2 separate regions of the Homo sapiens genome follow, and region 2 is linked to region 1. A link is a loop called in an ENCODE intact Hi-C map of the cell type or tissue named here. Cell type or tissue: lower leg skin. All regions are shown on one strand. Each heading gives the region's core, and the rest is flanking DNA. Links, peaks and the distances in the headings are about the cores only.

Region 1 (8,476 bases), core at 1-8,000:
TGTGGCCCAGGCTGGAGTGCAGTGACTCAATCTCGGCTCACTGCAACCTCTGCCTCACGGGTTCAAGCCATTCTCATGCCTCAGCCTCTTGAGTAGCTTGGGACTACAAGCATGTGCCACCACGCCCAGCTAATTTTTAAAAAATAATTTTAGTAGAGACAGGGCTTTGCTATGTTGGCCAGGCTGGTCTTGAACTCCTGTCCTCAAGTGATCCACCTGCCTTGGCCTCCCAAAGTGCTAGGATTATAGGCATGACCCCACCGTGCCCGGCCCACACGTGCCTTTTACATGACTTATTTCAGTTGTTCTGGTCCGTCTGCAGTGCTCGTACCTCGATGACGCGGGGTTGTACCTAGTCAGTGCTTCATCAGGGTCTGTGAGTCAGTAAATTCATGCGGGAAGGAACAAGAAGGCATCCCAAGAACCCGCCCCTCTCTTCCTCTCCTTTGCAACCCCCATGGCTCACCTCCGCTCACGTCTCGGTTCCCATTCCCAGCTTCAGCGTCACCTCGTTCAGCCATTCATCCATTCAGCCATTCATTTATGCATAATCTTGGGCAAACCGCTGGATCTCTCCTGACACCCACAGCCCCTGTGCCTCCTCAGTGCAGCACCCCCGTCTCTGCAGGGCAGGCGTCTCTCTATCCATTCTCCTAACAGAGAGGAGACGGGTGTGCTGTGAGGTGCTCCATGGCCGGCCAGCCGGCAGACCCCCAGCCCAGCCCTTCCCCTCCACCTCCCTCCCAGGGGCAACTCCAAGTACCACTACTATGGCCTGCGCATCAAGGCCAGCTCACCCCTGCTGCGGCTGATGGAGGACCAGCAGCACATGGCCATGCGGGGCCAGCCCTTCTCGCAGAAGCAGAGGTAGGAAGGCAGGGCCGGACCCAGGGCAGGGCAGGCGGGGAAGGGCACACAGGCCGGCCCCCAGCAGCCGGCCCACCTGCCCATTCTACTCCAGGCTCAAGCCCATCCAGAAGATGGAAGGCATGACCAACGGCGTGGCGGTGGGGCAGCAGCCGAGCACGGGGCTGTCGGACATCAGCGCCCAGGTGCAGCAGTACCAGCAATTTTTGGGTGAGAGCTCCCTGGCCCGTGCTTCCCCAACCACCGCCTCCCTGCCCCGTGCAGACGGTTCCCAAAGCTGGATGGCGGCAGGCAGCCTCTGAGCTGGGGAGGGCTTGGTGAGAGATGCCCGAGAACCAGCAGGGGGTGGGGGAGACATCACAGTCTCCGTCCACAGTGACAGTTCTGTCCCTAGAATCCTTCTTCAAGGTAGATTCTCATTTCTTTCAATGCAAAGCATTTCTCGGGGGTTCTGAGCTTCCCAGTGAATCCCCTTTATGCTACTTGAGATTTTCTTTATTTTTGTATTTATTTGTTTATTTTTTTGAGATAGATTCTCTGTCGTCCAGGCTGGAGTGCAGTGGCACCATCCTAGCTCACTGCAACCTCCGCCTCCTGGGTTCAAGTGATTCTCCTGCCTCAGCCTCCTGAGTAGCTGGAACTACAGGCACGTGCCACTATGCCTGGCTAATTTTAGTAACTTTAGGAGAGATGGGGTTTCACCATCTTGGCTAGGCTGGTCTCGAACTCCTGACCTGAAGTGATCCTCCCACCTTGGCCTCCCAAAGTTCTGGGATTACAGGCATGAGCCACCATGCCCGGCATACATGAGATTTCAAATCCCACCCAGTTGGACATGGTTACTTTTTGGAGATATGACGGCAGGTCCTCTTCTCTCATGAGTCCTGTGAGGCCCACTCGCTTTCCCATCCAGCCATCCCACAGCCATGGTGTCCACAGGGCTAGGACCACTCACTCGCCAAGAAGGCAGGTGTGTACCCAGTGTTTCTAAAAGTAAGGCCTGGTGCAGTGGTTCATGTCTGTAATCCCAGCACTTTGGGAGGCCGAGGCTGGAGGAATCGCTTGAGGTCAAGAGTTCGAGACCAGCCTAGTCAACATGGTGAATCCCCATCTCTACTAAAAATACCAAAATTAGCCGGGTGTGGTGGCGGGTGCCTGTAATCCCAGCTACTCAGGAGGCTGAGGCAGGAGAATTGCTTGAACTCAGGAGGCGGAGGTTGCAGTGAGTCAAGATCATGCCATTGCACTGCAGCCTGGGCGACACAGTGAGTGAGACTCTGTCTCAGGAAAATAAAAAAGGCCGGGTGCAGTGGCTCACGTGTGTAATCCCAGCACGTTGGGAGGCCGAGGTGGGAGGAATTGCTTGAGTCCAGGAGTTGGAGACCAGCCTGGGCAACATAGCAAGACCCCATCTCTTAAAAAAAAAAAAAGACAAAGTAAACAACAATCCATGAAAACAGGGCCAAAGGATGCTAAGTAAACAAGCAACCCTTGGAACCCACAGTCCAGCCACACATCCTTGATCCTGAGCACGTGGGAGCTCATTTCCCCACCTGCCCTGGAGGCCGGGACATCCCATTTGGAGGGTGGGGAACAATACTTCTAGCAGAGTCGAGGGGCATCCCTAGGGCGACTGTCCATGGCTAGCCCCAACCTGGGGTGCTTAGGCTCAGGGCAGTGTCCTGTGGTCCTGACTGTGCCCTGGGTGCCTACCCATTCCCCGGCCAGGTGGGTGCTGTGTTGCAGCCGGGACTCAGAGGCCCACGTCCTGAGGGTTGGTGCAGTGCTGTTACTCAGCAGACAGGCAGGGCTGGCACAAGACCCTCCTGTCCTCTCTGCCAGAGGAGTGTGGGCCCTCACTCCTGGGCCCGTCCTGGGCCCGGGCCAGGCGCTCACCCCACCTAGCGTTGTCTCACCGGCACATGGGGGACCCCAGTCTGATGGGAAACGGACAGGTCAGTAGGACCCCAGGGTGGGCAGGCAAGGGGGATGAAGGGCCTCACGGTTCCCCCCGGCCCCCTAGATGCCTCTCGGAGCCTCCCTGACTTCACAGAGCTCGACCTCCAGGGCAAGGTGCTGCCTGAGGGCGTCGGGCCCGGGGACATCAAAGCCTTCCAGGTCCTGTACCGGGAACACTGTGAGGTAGGGTGGCCAGGTGGGCAGGCAAGTGGACGGGGACGCAGCCACGGGCATGGGAGGGCCATGCTGCCCCCCAGCCTCCCTGAGCATCCGCCTCTGCCACAGGCCATTGTCGACGTCATGGTGAACCTGCAGTTCACCCTGGTGGAGACGCTGTGGAAGACCTTCTGGAGGTACAACCTCAGCCAGCCCAGTGAGGCGCCACCGCTGGCTGTGTGAGTACTGCCCGGCGACTGTGGGAGGGAGAGGGGGGAGGAGGGCATGACCCGCAGGTGATTTTGATGGCCAGGGTTGGGGCACCTGCTTGTCCCCTGCAGTTTGTGGGGTACACATATCCTTGGCTGTGTGGAGTGTGTATAGCCACCCGACACTCAACAGTCGGGGGTGGAGTGCCTGACTAAGCCCAGGCATGGGGCAGGGCACCATCTTCTCCCTGGAGTGGCAGGTTCTGGAATCTGTTTGACCCCTGTATGGAGGGTAGGGCATAGGATCCCGTCCCACCCCTCGGGCCTGTGCCAACCAGACCCTGGGGATCTTTGGGAGGCAGGGGGTACTTACCTGGGGACGGGGGTACCTGTGCCCTTCTGACGCTGGGGGCAGGGCCACAGAGTGCCCCCAGTGACCCTGGGTTGGGGACAAGGTATACCTGTGCCTTCTGGCACTGGAGGCAAGACACAGAGTGCCCCACTGACCCTGGAGTGGGGGTAAGGGGGTACCTGTGCCTTCTGATGCTGGGGGTAGAACCACAGAGTACCCCAGTGACCCTGGGTCAGGGACAGGGGCTACCTGTTCCCTTCTGACGATGGGGGCAGGACCATAGAGTACCCCAGTGACCCGGGGTGGGGTGGGTGCCCGCAGACATGACGAGGCCGAGAAGCGACTGCCCAAAGCCATCCTGGTGCTCCTCTCCAAGTTCGAGCCCGTGCTCCAATGGACCAAGCACTGTGACAACGTGCTGTACCAGGGCCTGGTGGAAATCCTCATTCCCGACGTGCTGCGGCCCATCCCCAGTGAGTGCTCGGCCTGCTCGGCATCCCCTGCCCCACATACACCCGCCCTGCCCTGACCGACCCCCGCCACCGCCCACAGGTGCCTTGACCCAAGCGATCCGGAACTTTGCCAAGAGCCTGGAGAGCTGGCTCACCCACGCCATGGTCAACATCCCCGAGGAGATGCTGCGGGTGAAGGTGAGAGTGTGAGGGGGTCCCTTTCTCCTATCTCTGGGGCTTAGGCCTCCGTCTCCTCTGCTCCCCAGGGGCGGTAAAATTTGTCCCCACGCCTGTTCCAGGGATGATGCCTGTGGAGGAAGGGGAGACCTTCTCCGCCTCGGGGAGCACCCTGGGCATTGTCTTTATAAACCAGTGTCCTCAGGCACCCACTTCTGAAATGCAACCCCCTTTGTGGTGTTACTGTACTCAACACAGCATCTTTCAAAAATAAAAACCAACTGCAAATGTACAGTAGTTCCCTTTAGACAGCCTTGCTAGAAAGTGCTTCAGGTGTGCAGAAACAGATAAAACTTTTTAAGAAAGGCAACAACATCTATAAGGAAACATAATACTTGCCTTTTTCATCAAAAGATGCACATTCGCTGACTACTTAGATGTGAGGAATTTGATGGGATGTGGTTGGGAAAAACAAACAAACAAAAAAACCACCGCTGGGCACAGGGCAGGGACTGGGGCCTTTGGAGACAGTAGATGCCAGATCCAGGAGCAAACCCTTCAGAAGAAACAGCGAGACTCATGTATTCATGTATTCACACAACCTCCTTCTCAGTACACAGCAATGAACAAGATGGACAAAACCCCTGTCCTCTCCCAGAGCTGAGATTCCAGGGTACGAAAGAAAATGAGGCCGGGCGTAGTGGCTCATGCCTGTAATCCCAGCACTTTGGGAGGCGAGGCGGGCGGATCACTTGAGGTCAGGAGTTCAAGACCAGCCTGGCCAACATGGTGAAACCTTGTCTCTACTAAAAATACAAAAATTAGCCCGGCGTGGTGGTGTGCACCTATGATCCCAGCTACCCAGGAGGCTGAGGCACGAGAATCGCTTGAACCCACGAGGCGGAGGATGCAGTGAGCTGAGATCGCGCCACTGCACTCTAGCCTGGATAGAGAGAGATTCAGTGTCAAACAAAAAACAGAAAAAGAAAATGAAACGTGTTTATCAAAGCAGTGTTTGCCCTTTCTGTGCAGTGCCCTCCATATTATCTATTGTGTTCTTTCGTTTTTAAAAAAAAAAAAAAGGCCTTTCCTGGCACGGTGGCTCACTCCCAACATTTTGGGAGGCAAAGGCAGGAGGATCACTTGAAGCCAGAAGTTCGAGACCAGTCTGGGCAACATGGCGAGACCCTGTCTCAATAGTTATTTTAAAAAATATAAATAAATTTCAAAGAATATTGTGCCCTGGTCAGAACACAATAAATTGAATTTTGGGGGGCGCTTGTGAGTGGACACCCAAAGTTTGAAGGTCCCGATCCTTCTGTGTCCCAACAAAAGTAGCGAGGCACATCCCTCCTTTTTTAGGAAAAAGGAAACAGGCTTAGGGAGGTTGCAGCGGGGTGGGGCCAGGGCTGGCGGGCTGGGGTTCCTTGGAAGCAGCAAGCCCCTCAATCCCTGCACGCAGGTGGCCGCGGCTGGCGCCTTCGCGCAGACACTGCGGCGCTACACGTCGCTCAACCACCTGGCGCAGGCGGCGCGCGCTGTGCTGCAGAACACCGCACAGATCAACCAGATGCTGAGCGACCTCAACCGCGTGGACTTCGCCAACGTGCAGGTGAGCGCGGGGCGGGGCGGGGCGGGCGAATGAGGGGCAGCCTAACGGGGCGGGCCAGGCGGGGGTGACGGCGGCTGAGCCCCGGGCGCCCGCCCACCCTCTGTGCCCCAGGAGCAGGCCTCGTGGGTGTGCCGCTGCGAGGACCGCGTGGTGCAGCGGCTGGAGCAGGACTTCAAGGTGACGCTGCAGCAGCAGAACTCGCTGGAGCAGTGGGCGGCCTGGCTGGACGGCGTGGTGAGCCAGGTGCTCAAGCCCTACCAGGGCAGCGCCGGCTTCCCCAAGGCCGCCAAGCTCTTCCTCCTCAAGTGGTCCTTCTACAGGTGCGCGCGCGGCGGGATCGGGTCCGGGCGGCACCAGGGAAGGCCCCGCGTCCCTGGGGGTCTCAGGTGCTCTTCTACGACGACCCGAGCCTGCAGGCTGGGCGGGCAGGCTGGGGCCCTGGGCTCATGTGCCGGGAAGGCTGTGCGGGATCCAGCCTGAGTCACTGGGCTGGCGCGAGGCCCGGGCGCATCGCAGCGGGGAGGGGGAGAGGGGGTCGGGCCGGACGGGGCCTGACGGTCTCCTCTCCGTCTCCATCCCCAGCTCCATGGTGATCCGGGACCTGACCCTGCGCAGCGCCGCCAGCTTCGGTTCCTTCCACCTCATCCGGCTGCTCTACGACGAGTACATGTACTACCTGATCGAGCACCGCGTAGCCCAGGCCAAGGGCGAGACCCCCATCGCCGTCATGGGCGAGGTGCGCGAGGCGGGCCACTGGGGGCGCGGGCGGGGCGCCAGGCGGCGGGACCCTCACCCATTTTCTTCTCTTCTTCCTCCAGTTCGCCAATCTGGCCACCTCCCTGAACCCCCTGGACCCCGACAAAGGTAGGCGAGGCGTGTTCCCACCCAGGGCGCGGGTCCCGGGGGTGGCGGACAACGGAGGGGCTCGGGAGGAGGAGGAGCCCGGGGGCGTTGCCACCCCGCCCCGAGCCGGACTTGGTCCCTGTGTTCCAGACGAGGAGGAAGAAGAGGAGGAGGAGAGCGAGGACGAGCTGCCGCAGGACATCTCACTGGCGGCTGGCGGCGAGTCACCCGCGCTGGGCCCGGAGACCCTGGAGCCGCCGGCCAAGCTGGCGCGGACTGACGCGCGCGGCCTCTTCGTGCAGGCGCTGCCCTCCAGCTAAGCCCTTGGCCTCCCCGCCCCACCCGCCCCCGCCACCCCTCCACGCCAGGGTCCCTCAAAGCTTCTGTGGCTTCGTGGTCACTGCTCCAGCCTCAGCCAGGGCAGGGAGGGGGACTCCGAGACAGGGAAGACCGGGGCCCTCCTCCCTTATGGGGCCGGCACAATCAGTGGGCTGGGCGGAGCCGCAGCTGCAAACTCTGACACAAAAGACGTGCCTTAAGGAACCCGCCGCGTGCCCAGGTGCCCCGCGGGGCATCCAGCTCGGCCCCTTGGCCGCCCCCCTCCCAGGCCCCAGCGTCTTCTCCCCAGCCCCGTCCTCCCACCACCCCAGGGGGCAGGCAGGCAGGCCCCCTCCCGTGCGAAACTGTTAACTTATTCAGCTCGCTGGCTTTGCACAGCCTGTCCTGGGCCCAGCCCTGAGCCCCGGGCCGGCGCAGGTGGGCGTCACCTGGGGACTCCCCACTGTCAGCAGCAGCCCCGGGACACCCTACCCCCAGCAACCCCACTGCTTCCCCTTCTTGGTATTAAGTGCAATTAAAGCCGTGGGTGTCGCATCTTCTCCAGCGCTGGGCCCTCCCTTGCCCCCAAGCTCAAGAAGGGGGCACTGCCCGGCCCGGCTGTGAGGAGGGCGGCAGGGGGCACGGCCTCCAGCTTCCAAAGAGCAGCGAGCCGCGGAGCCGGGGAGTGCCCACAGACCCCAGCCCCCGCGCCCCCGCCCTCCGCCGCTGGTTTGTAATGGAACCTTTTCTGTGCCCCTATCTTCCCGGAGACCACGCTTCTCCTCCGTGCCGTGCGACCCCCACCCCATGACTATTGTGCGATTCGTGAGCGCCGCCCGAGCGGAGTTGGTAACTTGTTGGGTTTTTTTCCAACCATCATGGCCTTATCTGTTCCAGTTTTCTCAGTGTTTTCAGCCTGTGAGATAGATGTTTATGGCAAGAAAAAGGAAAAAAAAATGGAAATCTGACCTATTGTATAAAAATCACTATTTTGTGTGCTCCGCGTGCTATAGCTTTTGGGGCGGCCCTGCCCAGTCCCCGTGCCCACGGGGCTCCCTCTCCCGGTGGTGAAAGTGTCCACACGTGTGGTAGTCTAGTGTGCCGAGCTGTTTTCTACCTTTTTGTAGTCTTTCTTAAAACAATAAATTCCGCTGTGATATTTGCCTACTGCTGACTCGCCGGGCCTTGGTGGGGGCCTTGGGGCGGGGGCTCCAGCTGGGCCCCAAGCTGCAGTGACAGGACCTCAATGAGGTTCAGAAATTAAAACATTTATTACATGAAGAAGAACGGAATGGGGATGGCCAGGTTGCCGGCCTGGGTGGGGAGGCTGGGGGCGGGCAGGGCAGGGGGAATGGGGTCCATTCGACCTCCCCGAGGGCAACGTCCACAGCTGTAGCCGAGAAAAGGGCAAATGCACGAGGGGCCAGGCCCATGCCCAGCTCGGGGTGAAGGCGGGGCACTCAGGCTGGTGGGGCAGGGGGCGCCCTCTCTCTGCCCCTTCCCAACTTAAATAGGCATAAATAAAAAGCGT
Region 2 (16,182 bases), core at 4,666-12,665, 94 kb before region 1:
ACCTCCAAGCCCCATTGGTGACATCCCTCTGCTACAGGCAGTAGCTCTACACAGCTCTCTCCAGGGCAAAGAGGTGGTCACAGCTGCCAGGCGTTGCTAACCCAGGGCGTCTATACTGTGCCTTGATGGTTTCCCCTCCAGCTTTATAAACTGGGTTCTATTAAGTTCTCATCAACCACCGTGTTCAAGTGCACAATCTTTTTTTTTTTTTTTGAGACGGAGTTTCGCTTTTGTTGCCCAGGCTGGAGTGCAATGGTGCGTTCTCGGTTCACTGCAACCTTTGCCTCTTGGGGTTCGAGCGATTCTCCTGCCTCAGCCTCCCAAGTACCTGGGATTACAGGCATGTGCCAGCACGCCCACCTAATTTTTTGTATTTTTAGTAGAGACGGGGTTTTACCATGGCCAGGCCGGTCTTGAACTTGTTACCTCAGGTGATCCGCCTGCCTCAGCCTCCCAGAGTGCTGGGATTACAGGCATGAGCCACCGTGCCCAGACTTTTTTTTTTTTTTTTTTTTTTTTTTTGAGAAGGAGTCTTGTTCTGTTGCCCAGGCTGGAGGGCAGTGGCACAATCTTGGGTCACTGCAACCTCCACCTCCTGGGTTCAAGCAATTCTCTGCCTCAGCCTCCCGAGTAGCTGGGATTACAGGCACCCACCACCACGCCCAGCTAATTTTGTATTTTTAGTAGAGACAGGGTTTCACCATCTTGGCCAGGCTGGTCTTGAACTCCTAACCTCATGATCCACTCGCCTCAGCCTCCCAAAGTGCTAGGATTACAGACGTGAGCCACTGCCCCCAGCCTCAAGTGCACAATCTTTCCTATTGGGACTCAGGCTCTGACAAATTTCAATCTCATGTTTTAAACATCTAGGCTGGGCTGGGCACAGTGGCTCAAGCCTGTAATCCCAGCACTTTGGGAGGCGGAGGTGGTGGATCACTTGAGGTCAGGAGTTCGAGACCAGCCTGGCCAACGTGGTGGAACCCCGTCTCTACTAAAAATACAAAAAAATTTAGGTGGGCGTGATGGTGTGGGCCTGCTACTCAGGAGGCTGAGGCAGGAGAATCCCTTGAACTTGTGAGGCAGAGGTTGCAGTGAGCCGAGATCGTGCCACTGAACTCCAGCCTGGGTGACAGAGTGAGACTCAGTCTCAAAAAAAAAAATCTACGCTGGGTGCAGTGGCTCACGCCTGTAATCCCAGTGCTTTGGGAGGCTGTGGCAGGAGGATCACTTGAGGCAAGGAGTTTGAGACCAACCTGGGCAACGTGGCAAGTGGTGAGACTCCACTTCTAATATATATATAATATATTATAAAATATCTATAATATATAATATTATATAATTATATAATATATTAATATAGAAATATAAATATTATATATATATTTATATATATAATATATAATATATAATACATTAATATATAATATATAATACATTAATATATTATATATAATATATGTATTATATTATTATTTTTTATATTTATTAATTTATTAATAATATATCAACAATAAATTATTAATAAATTAATAATATATTTATATTTATTATTATATTATGTATTTATTATTATATATTATTAATATATTATATATAATATATTTATAGACATTATTATAATATATAAATAAATATATTATTATATATAATATATAATACATTATATATAATATATTTATATATAATATATTAATATATATAATATATTAATATATTATATATATATAATCTTTATGCTGATGTCTCCCAAATTTATATCTCTAACTCTAACTGCTCCGCTAGGCTTTGGACTCATATCTAGCAGTCTCCGGTCTAATAGACATTTCAGACTGAACACTTCCAAAACCACATTCTTGGTTCTTCCAACCCTACTCCTCCTCACCATGTGTGTCAATTTCACCCATTCAGTTTTTCGTGCCAAAAAGTACCCCAGGAGTCAGCCTTAATTTCTTTCTTTAGCCACCCTCCAATTCATCAGCAAACTCTCTTGACTCCACCTCCAAACAGATTTTGGATTCATCCACTTCTCTCCATCCTTGTTCCTTCCAGCCACCTCCTCCCTCTCAAAGGTTCCCATCAAGCCACGCACAGTGGCTTGCTCATAATCCTAGCTACCCTGGAGGCTCAGGCGGGAGGATGGCTTGAGCCTAGGAGTTCAAGAACAGCCTGGACAACATAGTAAGACACCATCTCTAAAACAATAATAATAATACAAATAAAACAAAGGCTCCCACCAAATTTAGAATAAAAATACGAATTCTCTACCTTGCCCCAGCAGGCCCTGCCCACTTCTCAGGTCATATCTTCTCACACTGTCACCTTGTGTCACTTCATTTCAGCTTCGTACTTCCCTTAACCCCTCCCCCAACTGCATTCCCACCTCAGGGTCTTTGCACTGCTGTTTTCTCTGCTTGAAATGACAGTCACATGGCTGGTTCCTCTATTCAGGTCTCACCTCAAATGTCACTTCTTCAGGGAAGTGGTCTCTGATAACCCAGCCTACAAGAGCACTCCTTCTTTAGCCCCATTTCAGGTATTCTCAATAACTCACCCCCAATTGCAGTTGCCACCAATTGCTTTCATTTTTATTTTATTCTTTTTTTTTTTTTTTTTTTTTTTTTGACAAAAAGTCTCACTCTGCCAACCAGGCTGGAGTTCAGTGGCGCGATCTTGGCTCACTGCAATCTCTGCCTCCAGGATTCAAGCAATTCTTCTGCCACAGCCTCCCGAGTAGCTGGAATTACTGGTGGCACCACCGCGGCTGGCTTATTTTTCTATTTTTAGTGGAGACGGGGTTTCACCACGTTGGCCAGGCTGGTCTTGAACTCCTGACCTCATGATCCACCCACCTCGGCCTCCCGATGTGCTGGGATTACAGGCATGAGCCACCGCGCCCAGCCTTCTTCTTCTTCTTCTTTTTTTGAGAGGGAGTCTCGCTTTGTCACCCAGGCTAGAGTGCAGTGGCATGATCTCGGCTCACTGCAAGCTCTGCCTCCCGGGTTCATGCCATTCTCCTGCCTCAGCCTCCCATGTAGCTGGGACTACAGGTGCCCGCCACCATGCCTGGATAATTTCTTTTTTTTTTTGTATTTTTTAGTAGAGACAGGGTTTCACCATGTTAGCCAGGATGGTCTCGATCTCCTGACCTCATGATCTGCCTGCCTCGGCCTCCCAAAGTGCTGGGATTACAGGCGTGAGCCACCGTGCCTGGCCCCAGCCTTCTTTTTATTATTTTTTTTTTTTGAGAAGGAGTCTTGCTCTGTTGCCCAGGCTGGAGTGCAGTAGCACCATCTCGGCTCACTGCAACCTCTGCCTCTCAGGTTCAAGCAATTCTCCTGTCTCAGCCTCCTGAGTAGCTGGGATTACAGGTGCATGGCCGGCTAATTTTTTGTATTTTTAGTAGAGTCGGGGGTTTCGCCATGTTGGCTAGGCTGGTCTCGAACTCCTGACCTAAGGTGATTTGCCTGCTCGGGCTTCCAAAGTGCTGGGTTTACAGGCATGAGCCACCAGACCCGGCACCAATTGCTTTTATATTTCTTTCTATTTGTGTATTATCTGTCTCTCTCCCCATACGAGAAAGTGAGCTGCATAATAGCATTTTCTGTTTGTCTAGTTCATCTCTATACCCAATGCCCCCATGCCTAGAATAATGCCTTATTATTATTATTATTTGAGATAGGGTCTTGCTCTGTCACCTAGGCTGGAGTGCAGTGGCGTGATTACAACTCACTGCAGCCTCAACCTCCTGGGCTTAAGCAATCCTCCTGCCTCCGCCTCCCGAGTAGTTGGAATTACAGGCATGAGCCACCATGCCTGGCTCCAACATCTAAATATTTAACAGTTATAAAATCAATCTACAAACAATTAAATAGGCTGGATGTGGTGGCTCACATCTGTAATCCCAGCACTTTGGGGGGTGGATCACTTGAGGTCAGGAGTTCAAGACCAGCTTGGCCAATATGGTGAAACCCGCCTCTACTAAAAACACAAAAAATAGCCAGGCATGGTGGCGCATGCCTGTAATCCCAGCTACTCAGGAGTCTGAGGCAGGAGAATCACTTGAACCTGGGGGGCAGAGGTTGCAGTGAGCCAAGATCGCACCACTGCACTCCAGTCCAGCCTGGGTGACACAGTGAGACTGTCTCAAATAAATAAATAAATAATAAATAGAATATTTTATTTCCTCCAAAAGGTGGAAATAACTCAAATGTCTATCAATGGATAAATGGATCAGCAAAATATAGTATACTCATATGATGAAATATTATTCAGCCATAAAAAAGGAATTAAGGGGGCTGGGCACGGTGGCTCATGCCTGTAATCCCAGCACTTTGGGAGGCCGAGGCGGGTGGATCACGAGGTCAGGAGATTGAGACCATCCTGGCTAACACAGTGAAACCCCGTCTCTACTAAAAATACAAAAATTAGCCAGGTGTGTTGGCGGGCGCCTGTAGTCCCAGCTACTTGGGAGGCTGAGGCAGGAGAATGGTGTGAACCCGGGAGGCGGAGCTTGCAGTGAGCCTAGATTGCACCACTGCACTCCAGCCTGGGCAACAGAGCGAGACTCCGTCTCAAAAAAAAAAAAAAAAGAATTAAGGAACGATAAATACACGCTACATGGATGAAATTTTAAAACGTGATGCTGAGTGAAAGAAGCCAAACACAAAAGACCACATAGTGTGTGAGTCTTTTGTTTGTTTGTTTGTTGAGACCGAGTTTCGCTCTTGTTGCCCAGGCTGGAGTGCAATGGCGTGATCTCGGCTCATCGCAACCTCCGCCTCCCGGGTTCAAGTGATTCTCCTGCCTCAGCCTCCCAAGTAGCTGAGATTACAGGTATGCACCACCATGCCTGGCTAATTTTGTATTTTTAGTAGAGATAGGGTTTCTCCATGTTGGTCAGGCTGGTCTTGAACTCCTGACCTCAGGTAATCCGCCCACCTCAGCCTCCCAAAATGCTGGGATTACAGGCATGAGCCACTGCGCCCGGCCTGTGAGTCCATTTTTATAGAACTATCCAGAATAGTCCGGGCACAGTGGCTGACGCCTGTAATCCCAGCAGTTTGGGAGGCCAAGGAGGATGGATCACCTGAGGTCAGAAGTTCAAGACCAGCCTGGCCAACATGGTGAAACCCTGTCTCTACAAGAATACAAAAATTAGCTGGGCGTGATGGCGGGTGCCTGTAATCCCAGCTACTTGGGAGGCTGAGGCAGGAAAATTGCTTGAACCCAGCAGGTGGAGGTTGCAGTGAGCCAAGATTGTGCCCATCGCACTCTAGCCTGGGCGATAGAGTGAGGCTCCATCTAAAAAAACAAACAAACAAAAAAGAAAAACAAAAAGTCCAGAATAGGCAAATCCATAGAGATGGACACAGATTGGTGGTTGCCAGGCACGGGAGGCAGGGGAATGAGTAGTGATCACTTCCTTTTGGGTTGATGAAAATATTCTGAACCAGTGGTGAGGATTGCATAATATTGTGAACATACTAAATGCCACTAATGGTAAATTTTGTTATGTGTATTTTACCACGATCAAAAAGTAATTTTTTTTTTTCAGACGGAGTCTTGCTCCGTCACCCAGGCTGGAGTGCAGTGGCATGATCTCAGCTCCCTGCAATCTCCGCCTCCTGGGTACAAGCAATTCTCCTGCCTCAACCTCCCGAGTAGCTAGGACTACAGGTGTGCCACCACACCTGGCTAATGTGTATCTTTAGCAGAGGCAGGCTTTCTCCATGTTGGCCAGGCTGGTCTCAAACTCCTGACCTCGTGATCCGCCCACCTCGGCCTCCCAAAGTGCTGGGATTACAGGCGTGAGCCACCGTGCCTGGCTCAAAAAGTAATTTTTTTTTTTTTAGACAGAGTTTTGCTCTTGTTGCCCAGGCTGGAGTGCAATGGTGCGATCTTGGCTAACTGCAACCTCTGCCACCTGGGTTCAAGTGATTCTTCTGCCTCAGCCTCCCAAGTAGCGGAGGTTACAGGCATGCACCACCATGCCCGGCTAAGTTTTTTTTTGTATTTAGCAGAGACGGGGTTTCACCATGTTGGTCAGACCAGTCTCGAACTCCGCCCTCAGGTGATCCACCCACCTGGGCCTCCCAAAGTGCTAGGATTACACATATGCACCACTGTGCCTGTTCTTAAAAAATAATTTTAAAAAATGTTATCTGCCAGATGTGGTGGCTCATGCCTGTAATCCCAGCACTTTGAGAAGCCGAGGAGGGAGGATTGTTTGCGCCCCGGAGTCTGAAACTGCAGTGAGCTATGATCGCACTACTACATTTTAGCCTGGGCAACAGAGTGAGACCCCCATCTCTAAAAAAATAAAACAGTCTCCAGCCTGTGTGCTATGCAATGGTGCTCTCCTGTGGGTGAGTCTTGGCAGGCAGTCAGACTCAAGATGATTGGGGTGCCAAGTAGAAATGCCATTCTCTGGTGGCAGGGGGAGTCACCGACTCAGTACTCTCACCCCCACGCTTGACCACGCGTGTGTGAAAGTGTTTTCCGGGAGGCAGCTGAGTGCAACAAAGAGGCCAGAGGCTGGTGAATAATTTATCAGGACAGCTGATAGTACCTCCCCAGAACTGCCCTCCAGCCCCCAGCCCCCCTCTCTGGTGTGCCTACCGCCTCCCTGGCCCAAACCCGCTGGACCTGCTCTCCCGGTGCCCGCCCGCAGCCCCCCCCCACTCCAGGCAGCCAAGTCACAGCCTCCGGGGCACCTTCAGGCAAGCGGGTGGTGGGTCCAGAACTCGGAGACCAGAAAGTGAACTTCTGGGCAGAGATGGCCCTGCAGAGCCAGGTGTGGTCTCTGGCCACACCCATGTAAGTGTCTGGGGGGTCAGGGGGGCTGGTGGGCAGGGCCTTGGGAGGGGCTCATGGGGGATGCTGGCCTTGTCTGGGAGCCGAGAGCTCCAGTGGTCTCTCCTAAGGGGACCCGGGGAGTGGAGGGGTTGGCTAGCCAACCCCATAGGCTCATCAGTGTCACCCTTCCTTAAAGAGTCAAGGGGTGGGAGAGAGATATAGGCTCCCCCTGCCCCTTCCTCTTCGGGGATTTTCCGCTGCCAGGGCTGAGAACCCAAAGTCCAGCCAGGGGGTGGGGCTACTGCTGTGGTGCAGGGAGTGGGGAAGGTCAGGGTCACTGGGTTCCACGTTTTGCCCCTAAAGTCAGTGTCCAAGGTGGGAGAAAAGGCTTGAGATCCAACAGAAGTTAAAAGCTCCCAGCCTGAGAAAGACAATGGCAACATTGCAAGGATGACCTCCTTCATGAAATGGCCACCAACTCTTGCGGGTGGCCAGAAGCCCAGGCCGCCTACGTTGTTCTTCCAGAGTTAGTTAGAGATAAGCAAGATGGAATGGGGTGTGTGAAGTCTTTTCATAGCTGAGGGGTGAGAGTTTTTTAAGGTTAAAAGGGTAGAGGGGGCTTCAGAGGTTTGGAAAGAGTTTTGGAAAAGGGGCTTCCCCCCACACTAGGGACCCCAATTCGGTTCCTCACCCTTCTAGGTCCTCCATTGCATTATTCACCAACTACAAACCTGGTTGCTTAGCAATGGGAACCCGATCCCCCCCAGCAAGGAAGAGGCAGGGAGATTACATCTTGGGGGTGGTACAGGAGACCACGGGACTTCAGCCCTCCCCCAGGGGCAAACCTATAAGCACAGAATCTGGGCTTCCTTTGGGATATCTTGCAAAGCATGACTTCGTGGCCGGGCACGGTGGCTCACGCCTGTAATCCCAGCACTTTGGGAGGCCGAGGCGGGCAGATCACCTGAGGTCAGGAGTTCGAGACCAGCCTGGCCAGTATGGTGAAACCCCATCTGTACTAAAAATACAAAAATTAGCCGGGCTTGGTGGTGCACGCCTGTAATCTCAGCTACTCAGGAGGCTGAGGCAGGAGAATCACTTGAACCCAGGAAGCGGGGGTTGCAGTGAGCTGAGATTGAGCCATTGCACTCCAGCCTGGGTGACAGAGCGAGACTCCGACTCAAAAAAAGAAAGAGCATGACTTCAATTCCTTGCCCCAAACAGCATTCAGGGTCTCCAGGCTGCTCTCTTAGCTACCTTGATGGGGATTCCTAGACCTGCACCCCCACCCCCCTCGCCAGCTGTGTTCTCAGTATTTTGGATCTGATAGCTTCAAGTTCTGATCTTGGCTCCATGACCTTGGACACTGCTGCCACTTCTCAGAACCTCAGTTTTCCCATCCATAAAATGGACACATTCATATAGCTTACCTCCTAGAGTCGTTGGGAGGATTCAGTGAATTACATTGCACCTGGCACGTGTTACGGGCTAGCTAATGGTTGGCTGATTTTGTTCTTAGCTGGAATGTCAACTCAGCAAAGAGTTGACTCCACTGTGTCATGATAGAGGCAGGGAGGGGGAGGCAGAGGTGGCTGTGGGAACCTAGCGGAAACCCCGTGGGGCACTTAGAACACTATATGCTATATATAGTATATATATATCATATATATAGCACTATAAGTGCTAATAGCCTTCACGTTGTGGCCACAGAAGATCTGGAAGGTCCTAGCTGGAGTTCAGGCAATGAGGCTTACCCAGTAGGGTGACTGTTCAAATTAATAAATGTTTGAGGGTTTGATCAGCGCCCGTCCATGCCGGTGGAGATGACAGGCAGAGAGACATCGCTTTCTAGATACTGGCCTGTGACACGTGGTCAACATAGCAACATAGTCAGGGGTGCCCAATGCATGTCTGTGTTGATAAGGTTGGTGTGACACTGACTGTCCCTAATCATCCTGCAGTATGACAGTCACCCTCCAGCTTCCACGGGAGCCTAAGTGGGTCCAGAGGCCACTCTGGAGGCTGAGAAGTAGAGATGTTTTGAGGAAGACAATGACAGGGGAATCTCGAGTTAAACCTTAAATGGCAAGTCCCCCTCCTCCCAGCTCAGAGTCCAGTCCTAGGCAGAGTGACCCAGTGATCCTTGTCCCCAGGGAGGGGGGTTAGCAGGTGGAGGAGGCAGCTCTGGGGTTACCATGGCAACAGTGGGAGGGCCACAGACTCGCTTGCCCCCCCAGCGCTTGAGAAATTCTGGGTAGGAGCTGAGGTCCAGAGAGGGTGTGGGACTGGGAAGAGAAAGAGGCACACAGCCTGTTAGGGGCCTGGTGGCATTTGAGAGTTTCTGCAGGTTGGACTGGAGATGGTTATTATAATTAATCATACATATTATTCATCATGGAATTATATAAATTATGATTATTCATAAACAATGGGACTATTTTTGTAGCACTGTACCCTAAGCTTTTCCCTGCATGAATAGCTCCTTGCAAGCGTCCTCTGAGATCGGGGGTGGCAAGGACAGGGTGGTCAAGCTATTCCTGCCCATCTTACAGATGAGGAAACTGAGGCTGAGAGAGACAAAGCCAGATTTAGGGAGGGCTTTAGCCTCACCAGTCGTGGTCACTGCTCAGTTCCCCTCCCAAGACCCTCGCCCCCCGCCCAGACTCTTCCCAGGTGCAAAGGGGAAACAGAGGCAAAGTGCTGGGCTCGGGGCAATTTCCATACTGCTCAGGGATCTTGGCCAAGAGGGGGGCGTTCAAGATGGGAGCCCCTCGAAGCCCCTGCCCTCTCCCAACAGGCCCATGGCGGAGAGCTCCCTCTACCGGCAGCGGCTAGAAGTCATCGCTGTAAGTGACGCCCTCCCCGCGCCCTGGGCACCCCCAAACTTTCCACCATGCTCCCTTCTCGTCTCTCCGTCATCTCTGCGGAGAGCGCCCTCAGCTCCAGCCCCGCCCAGGGCTCCCCACACCAATTCTCCAGCCCCCTCTGCCCCCCAGTTCCTGTCTGGTCACTACCACCCTCAGAATGGGGAGCTGTGGCCCCCACACTTCCAGAGCCTGCATCGGCTATGCCTCATTCCTGAACCCCAGCCTCCCAAAAACCCCATGCCTGAGCCGCATCTCTCGGACCGCCTTTTATCAGACCGCTATCTCTCAAATCTCCCTACCTCGGAGCCCCCATCCTGACAGTCCTTCCTTGGGAACTTTCATCCCTGACTTCCTCGTCTCTCTGGACTCCCCCATCTCTGGGTCTCTACCACTCTGATCCTATCTCTGTCCTGCATCCTTCCCTCCTCCATCTCCCTGAACCCCAACTTTCCGCACGCACTTACATACCCCATCTATCCATACCTCCACCTCTGTACCCCATATTTCTGACCCCTATCTCTGTATCCCATCTCCCTGATCCCCACCTCTACACCTCAGTATCTCTGGACCCCGTGGCTGCACTCCCATCTCACTACTCACTAGCATCCTCCTTTTGATCCCCATCTCTGCACCCCATCTCTCCGGACCCCCATGGCTGCACCCCCATTTTGGATCCCCATCTCACTAGCACCCTCCTTTTTATTCCCCATCTATGGAACCCCATCTCCCTGCACCCCATCTCTCTATACCCCACTTCTGTACCCTATCTCTTCGCACTCAACTTCTATACCCCACCTATCTGCACCCCACTTCTGTACCCCATCTCACTGTACCCCACTTCTGTACCCCATCTCTCTGCACCCCCACCTCTGCACCCCATCTCTCTAGATTCCATGTCTACACTCCATTACTCTGGGCTCCCATGGCTGCATCCCCATTTCGGACCCCCATCTCACTAGCACCCTCCCCTCCTTTTTTCTTTTTTTGAGACGGAGTCTCGCTCTGTCGCCCAGGCTGGAGTGCAGTGGCGCGATCTCCGCTCACTGCAACCTGCGCCTCCCGAGTTCAAGAGATTCTCCCGCCTCAGCCTCCCCGGTAGCTGGGATTACAGGCGCCTGCTACCACGCCCAGCTAATTTTTGTATTTTTAGTAGAGCCGGGTTTTCACCATGTTGGCCAGGGTAGGCTAGAACTCCTGACCTCAAGCGATCTGTCCGCCTCGGTCTCCCAAAGTCCTGGGATTACAGGCGTGAGCCACCGCGTACGGCCGCACCCTCCCTTTGATCCCCATTTCTCTTAACCTCGTATCTCGGAGCTCCCCAGCTCTGCCCCTCCCCCGATAGCTGTCCCAAGGCCCCACCCCCTACACCCCCCATCCACAGACCCCCATTGGGCGCGGGCGAGGCCTCCGCAGCATCCCGGGCGCGGCCGGCCCCGCCCCCGCCCCGCCCCCCCCACTCCGCCCGCCGCTGAGTCAGCGCCTCCGCAGCCCCCTCCCCGCCCTGGGTGCAGACCCGCGCTGGGCCACCCCCGCCGGGCTCGCTGCCTCGGGAGCCCCGGGAGCTCCGGTGAGCCCCGCGGAGGAGGGAGGGGAAAGGGAGGGAAGAGGAGGTGGTGGAGGCCGCGCCCGGCCGGCGGGCAGCTCCGGGTCCTCTGTGCGCAGGAGAAGCGGCGGCTGCAGGAGGAGATCCGCGCCGCGCGCCGGGAGGTGGAGGAGGAGAAACTCCGCGTGGAGCGTCTCAAGGTTGGGGGCGGGCGGGGGCGCCTGCCTAGCCTGGGGAATGGAGTGGGGGGTGTCTGTGCAAGTCGGTTTGGGGGACGATAGGAGCCTCTGTCCAATTTTTGGGGGGGAGCGGGCAGTTGGGGGCGTTGGTTCCAGCTTGGCCGGGGCGGGGTATGTCTTTCCCAGCCTGGGAGGGACGAAGTGGGGTGGTCATGGGGACATTTGTTCCATTTGGGGAAAAGTCTGGGACAGTGATGCTGTTTGTCCCAATTTGGGGGAGATGGAGAGGAGCCGAAGTCTAGCTTTGGGGTAGGGAGGGGCCAGTAGGGAGGGACATTGATTTCACTTTGGAAGTGCCCGTTTCATTTTGGAAGGGTTTGGAACAAGGGATGTCTGCCCACTTGCAGCGTTGGGGGGCACTGTGGCCATGTATCCCAGCCTGATGTATGTCGCAACTGGTTGTGAGGTGGTGATAAGATACCTGCCCAGCCTGCAGAGGTCGGGAGGGGACTTTACATGGACCGGGGTAGTCTGTATGCCCAGCCCCAACTCCCTTCCCCTGCCCAGAGGAAGTCTCTCCGGGAACGTTGGCTAATGGATGGGGCAGCTGCAGTGCCAGAGCCATCCGAAGACCCCACCTCGAAGGACCCCCAGTCACCCGAGGGCCAGGCTCAGGCCCGAATCCGGAACCTGGAAGACAGTTTGTTCACGTGAGTGGAGACCTTCTAGCTCTGCCCGAACCCTGCCCCAGCTGGGTGAGATCGAGACCCTGGGCACATTCCAAGGAGGTGGTCGCTTGAGTCTAGGAGCCCAAGGAGCCTGGGGGCCCAGCTCCTAGCAGCCCTCTCTCTTCTTCAGACTCCAGTCCCAGCTGCAACTGTTGCAAAGTGCTTCCACAGGTGCCCAGCACAAGCCCTCAGGCAGGCCCAGCTGGCGCAGACAGGTGAGGGGGGAATCAGGGGAGTGGGATGGGAGGGCATGGCCAGCAGGCCTCAAGGCAGGACATGGAATCAGGAATGCAGCTTTCTCCAAGGGCAGCCTGGCCACTAGGTCTGCATTCAGATCCGCTTCCCGCTTTTACTTTGCTCTGTGGTCTTGGCAAGTCAATTTCCTTTTCCAAGCCTTAGTTTTCCCATCTCTAAAATGGGAATAACAACAGTATAGGCCAGGCATGGTGGCTCACGCCTGTAATCCCAGAACTTTGGGAGGCCGAGGTGGGCGGATCACTTAAGGTTAGGAATTGGAGACCAGCCTGGCCAACATGGTGAAACCCCATCTCTACTAAAAACACAAAAATTAGCTCGGTATGGTGGTGTGTCCCTGTAGTCCCAGCTACTGGGGAGGTTGAGGTAGGAGAATCACTTGAACCCTGGAGACAGAGGTTGCAGTGAGCTGAGATCACACCACTGCACTCCAGCCTGGGCAACAGAGTGAGACTCTGTCTCAAACAAAAATTAGCTGGGCATGCTGGCAGGTGCCTGTAGTCCCAGCTACTAGGGAGGCTGAGACAGGGAAATCGTTTGAAACCAGGAGGCGAACGTTGCAGTGAGCCGAGATTACGCCACTGCACTCCAGCCTGGGCGACACAGCAAGACTCCATCTCAAAAAAAAAATTAATTTGTATTTATGTTGATTGGAATGTAAGTGCCAAAAACAAAAGGCTTAAGTGTCCCTTGTGCATGGTAACCAGTAACTGACAAAGTAGGCCCCTAATACAGATTGGCTATGGGAATGCAGTATTGTTTAAGCACCTACTGTGTGCAAGGCCCTGGAACATAGGGCAATAAGATAGATGAGGAAGGCAGAGGTACAATGTGGAGTTTGATCCTGAAGGTAATAGAGAGCCACTGAGGGTATTTAGGGGTGGTGGGGTGGGAGCCTAGCATGCAGGGAGGCTGGAGGTGGGGATGAGGGCCAGCCTGACCTTGTCTCCGCCATCTCTGCAGGGTCACCGTCCTCTCTCCCAGTCCATTGTCGAGGCAGGTTCTGTAGGTAAGTGTGGGAGCCCCTAGGTCTGGGGGTCAGGTCACCCCAGAGCCTGGGTGTGAGAGGGTGACTCAAGGGGAGTGTGGATGGCAGTCCTTTTGTTCCATCTTAACCCTGTCTTCCCTTTTGTCCTCTCCCCTCCACCTCTGACTCCCCCAGGCCAGACTGATCTGAACAAGAGAGCCTCCCTGCCGGCTGGACTAGTGGGCACGCCTCCAGAGTCCCCCTCTGAGCCCAGGGAGGATGTCTTGGGGTTTCTGCCAGGCCCGAGGCAGGTCCCCGGGGCAGCAGGAGACTCCTCAGAAGCCAATGGCCCATGCCCCAGCCCCATCCCCACTCCAGAGCAGGGGCTAAGTCAGAGGGCAGTGCCATCCGAAGGGCGGGTGGGTGAGGCCAAAGGAGGGGGCGTGGTGAGTGTGGTGTGGGAAGGGCTGAGGGCCACAGAGGACTGTGCCACAGGGGCCACGGGCCCCGAGCTGGAGGCTAAGGTGGAGGAAGTGGTGCTGGAAGCCATCGGAGACAGGAAGGGAGCTGGTAGCCTGGAGCTCCCGGCCTGGGTGAAGGAGGACAGGGGCATCGTGGAGGTGGTCTGGGAGGGGGTGGGTGGCAGTGATGCAGAGGCCATGGGGGAGATAGGCAGGGTCCCTGAGGTCGTGCAGACTAGCTCGCCTAGGCTCCAGGAGAGATTAGAGGCAGCAGCTTCCATAGAAGGGGAAGATGTGCCCCAGGGCAGCCCTGAGGGTGATGGGCAGGGAGGCTCTGGAGGAGAGGAGGGATCCTTCATTTGGGTGGAGAGAGTGACCCTCAGTGAAGAGTGGGAGGAGCTGCTGGTGGAGGGGTTGGAAGGGCCCGAGGTGGCAGGGAGGGAGAGAGGAGATGAAAGCCCGCTGGGGGCCGAGGGGGCCAAGACGGGAGGAGGCGAGGAGACCTGGGAGGCAGAGAAGAGAAAAGCGGAAGAATCCATGGGAATAGGAAGTGAGGAAAAGCCAGGGACAGGGAGGGATGAAGCGGAGATGTCACCAGTGGTAGAGAGGAAAGGAGGAGAGAAGAAGTTGGAGCTGGAGAGCAGAGGAAGTGCAGAAAAGCTGGGAACAGAGAGGGAAGGAGGTGAGGAACCACTGGGCATAGAGAGAAAAGTTGAGGGACATTTGAGGGCAGAGAAGGAAGGAGATGAGGAAAAGCGAGGGGCAGAGGAGGAGGAGGTAGAAGAACCATTGGGAGTAGAGAAGAAAGGAGGTGAGGAAGAGCCAGAGGCAACCAAAGAACCACTGGAGGCAGAGAGAAAGGGAGGGGAGGAGACACTGGAGGCAGAGAAAAGGGGAGGTGAGGAATCATTGGAGACAGAGAAGACCCAAGGGACGGAGGGAGATCTGAATCTAGAACAAGGGTCTAGGGAAGGAAGTGAATCCCAGGCAGAGGAGATGAATGAGGCAGGGCCTCCCCTTGAGGCTAACACGGAGACAAGGCCAGAGAAGGAAGGACCCCAGCCCCAGGAGAAGCCAGTAGGAGCCCTGGAGGAGGAAGGAGTGAAGCCCCAAACCGCTGCTGAGGGCCAAGGCCCCTTGGGGGATGCCACACCTCTTCTGGCAGAGACCCCAGCCCCAGAGCAGCCCGCCGAATGCCAGCCACTGCTTCAGGGGGAGGGGCCCAGCGCCAACCCCAGTGCCCACCCTGTGCCCACCTACGCGCCTGCCCGGCAGCCTGAGCCATCTGCCCCCACCGAGGGTGAAGAGGCAAGTGGCCCTAAGCAAAAGACGTGCCAGTGTTGTGCGGTCATGTGAACCCATGCCCCTCCACCCCATGTCCAGCTCCTCTCACAGCTACCTCGGCCTCTTGGCACCCAGAAGAGGGTCCCAGGCACAGACAGGGACCACAGGACTGGCCATGGCACCTGGGAGCCAGCTAGCCTGCACGTCCACCTAAACCTGGGCTTCCAGACCCCTTGCCCACTGCCTGTAACCCTGGCCTCCTTCTGCGATGAAGCCTTTATACTTGAAAATAAAATGTGAAAGCACTCAAGACGGCTTGAATGTGTGTGTAGTCAGCACAGAATCACAGCGTCATCTCCTGGTGGGAAATTTGAGGCTTAACCCTGCTACAGTCAAAGATTATGAATCAGTGAGAGTATAGATTGAGCTGCTGTAACAAAAAGACCTCAAAGCTACAGTAGCTATAAAAATATAAAAGTTTATTTTTCTTAGTGGTTCTATCCATGCAGTCATTCAGGGATTCAGGTTCCTTTTCATTTCTTGCTCCACCTTCCCCTTGGGTATGACCAAAGCTGGATCATAGGCATGTGTTATGTTCCAGCTCATAGGCAAGGAAAGGATGTGGGGGAGCCCCCACCCAGACCCCGTGTTGGCATATGTCACTTCTGACCACATTCTGTTGTCAAGAACTCAGTCCATGCTGCACCTGGATGCAAGGGAGCTGAGATGGTGCCCAAATGCAGTGTTTTTTCTTTTCTTTTTTTTTTTTTTTTGCTTTTTATTAGTTTGTTTATTTTTGAGATAAGGTCTCATTCTGTTACCCAGCCTGGAGTGCAGTGGTGCAATCAGAGGTCCCTGCAGCTTCGAACTCCTGGGCTCAACCGATCCTCCCACCTCAGCCTCCCAAGTGGCTCGGACTACAGGTGTGTGCCATCATGCCCAGCTAATTGTTTTTGTTTTTGATGTTTTATTTTTGTAGTGAGGGGTCTTGCTATATTGCCCAGGCTGGTCTCAAACTCCTAGCTCTAAGTGATCCTTCCACCTTGGCCTGCCAAAGTGCTGGGATTACAGGCGTGAGCCACTGTGCTGGGGTCCAAATTCAG

The links. Peaks named below come from ENCODE experiments on the same cell type or tissue, not always from the same donor. Only the 100,000 strongest peaks of a DNase experiment are listed, where the experiment ranks them.
Region 2: a loop joins it to region 1, with 1.8 times the contacts of the local background. A loop is called at or near these places in 8 of 110 quality-filtered maps.

Annotation. Positions count from the first base shown.
Region 1 is chr19:13,961,166-13,969,641 of GRCh38, reverse strand. RFX1 (regulatory factor X1) reads left to right here. Exons shown (of 21, transcript NM_002918.5): 11 at 748-867; 12 at 962-1,077; 13 at 2,891-3,009; 14 at 3,112-3,221; 15 at 3,865-4,016; 16 at 4,096-4,193; 17 at 5,635-5,784; 18 at 5,896-6,104; 19 at 6,367-6,520; 20 at 6,603-6,648; 21 at 6,778-8,112. The coding sequence ends at 6,947. It overlaps DCAF15 (DDB1 and CUL4 associated factor 15), which reads right to left. Exons shown (of 13, transcript NM_138353.4): 13 at 8,193-8,476. Among named protein-coding and RNA genes, the nearest start is that of DCAF15, 13 kb to the right of the region's middle. In lower leg skin, for the core only: no CTCF peak of the experiment used is centred there; no DNase peak of the experiment used is centred there.
Region 2 is chr19:14,052,574-14,068,755 of GRCh38, reverse strand. It overlaps PALM3 (paralemmin 3), which reads left to right and starts at 6,680. Exons shown (of 7, transcript NM_001145028.2): 1 at 6,680-6,816; 2 at 9,593-9,641; 3 at 11,325-11,405; 4 at 11,952-12,094; 5 at 12,243-12,327; 6 at 13,331-13,376; 7 at 13,530-15,389. The coding sequence starts at 6,776. The coding sequence ends at 15,151. It overlaps IL27RA (interleukin 27 receptor subunit alpha), which reads right to left. Exons shown (of 14, transcript NM_004843.4): 14 at 15,538-16,182. RefSeq lists enhancers at 6,185-6,739, 11,655-12,155, 12,156-12,656. In lower leg skin, for the core only: no CTCF peak of the experiment used is centred there; DNase peaks (open chromatin) are centred at 6,584, 8,988, 9,625, 10,938 and 1 weaker place.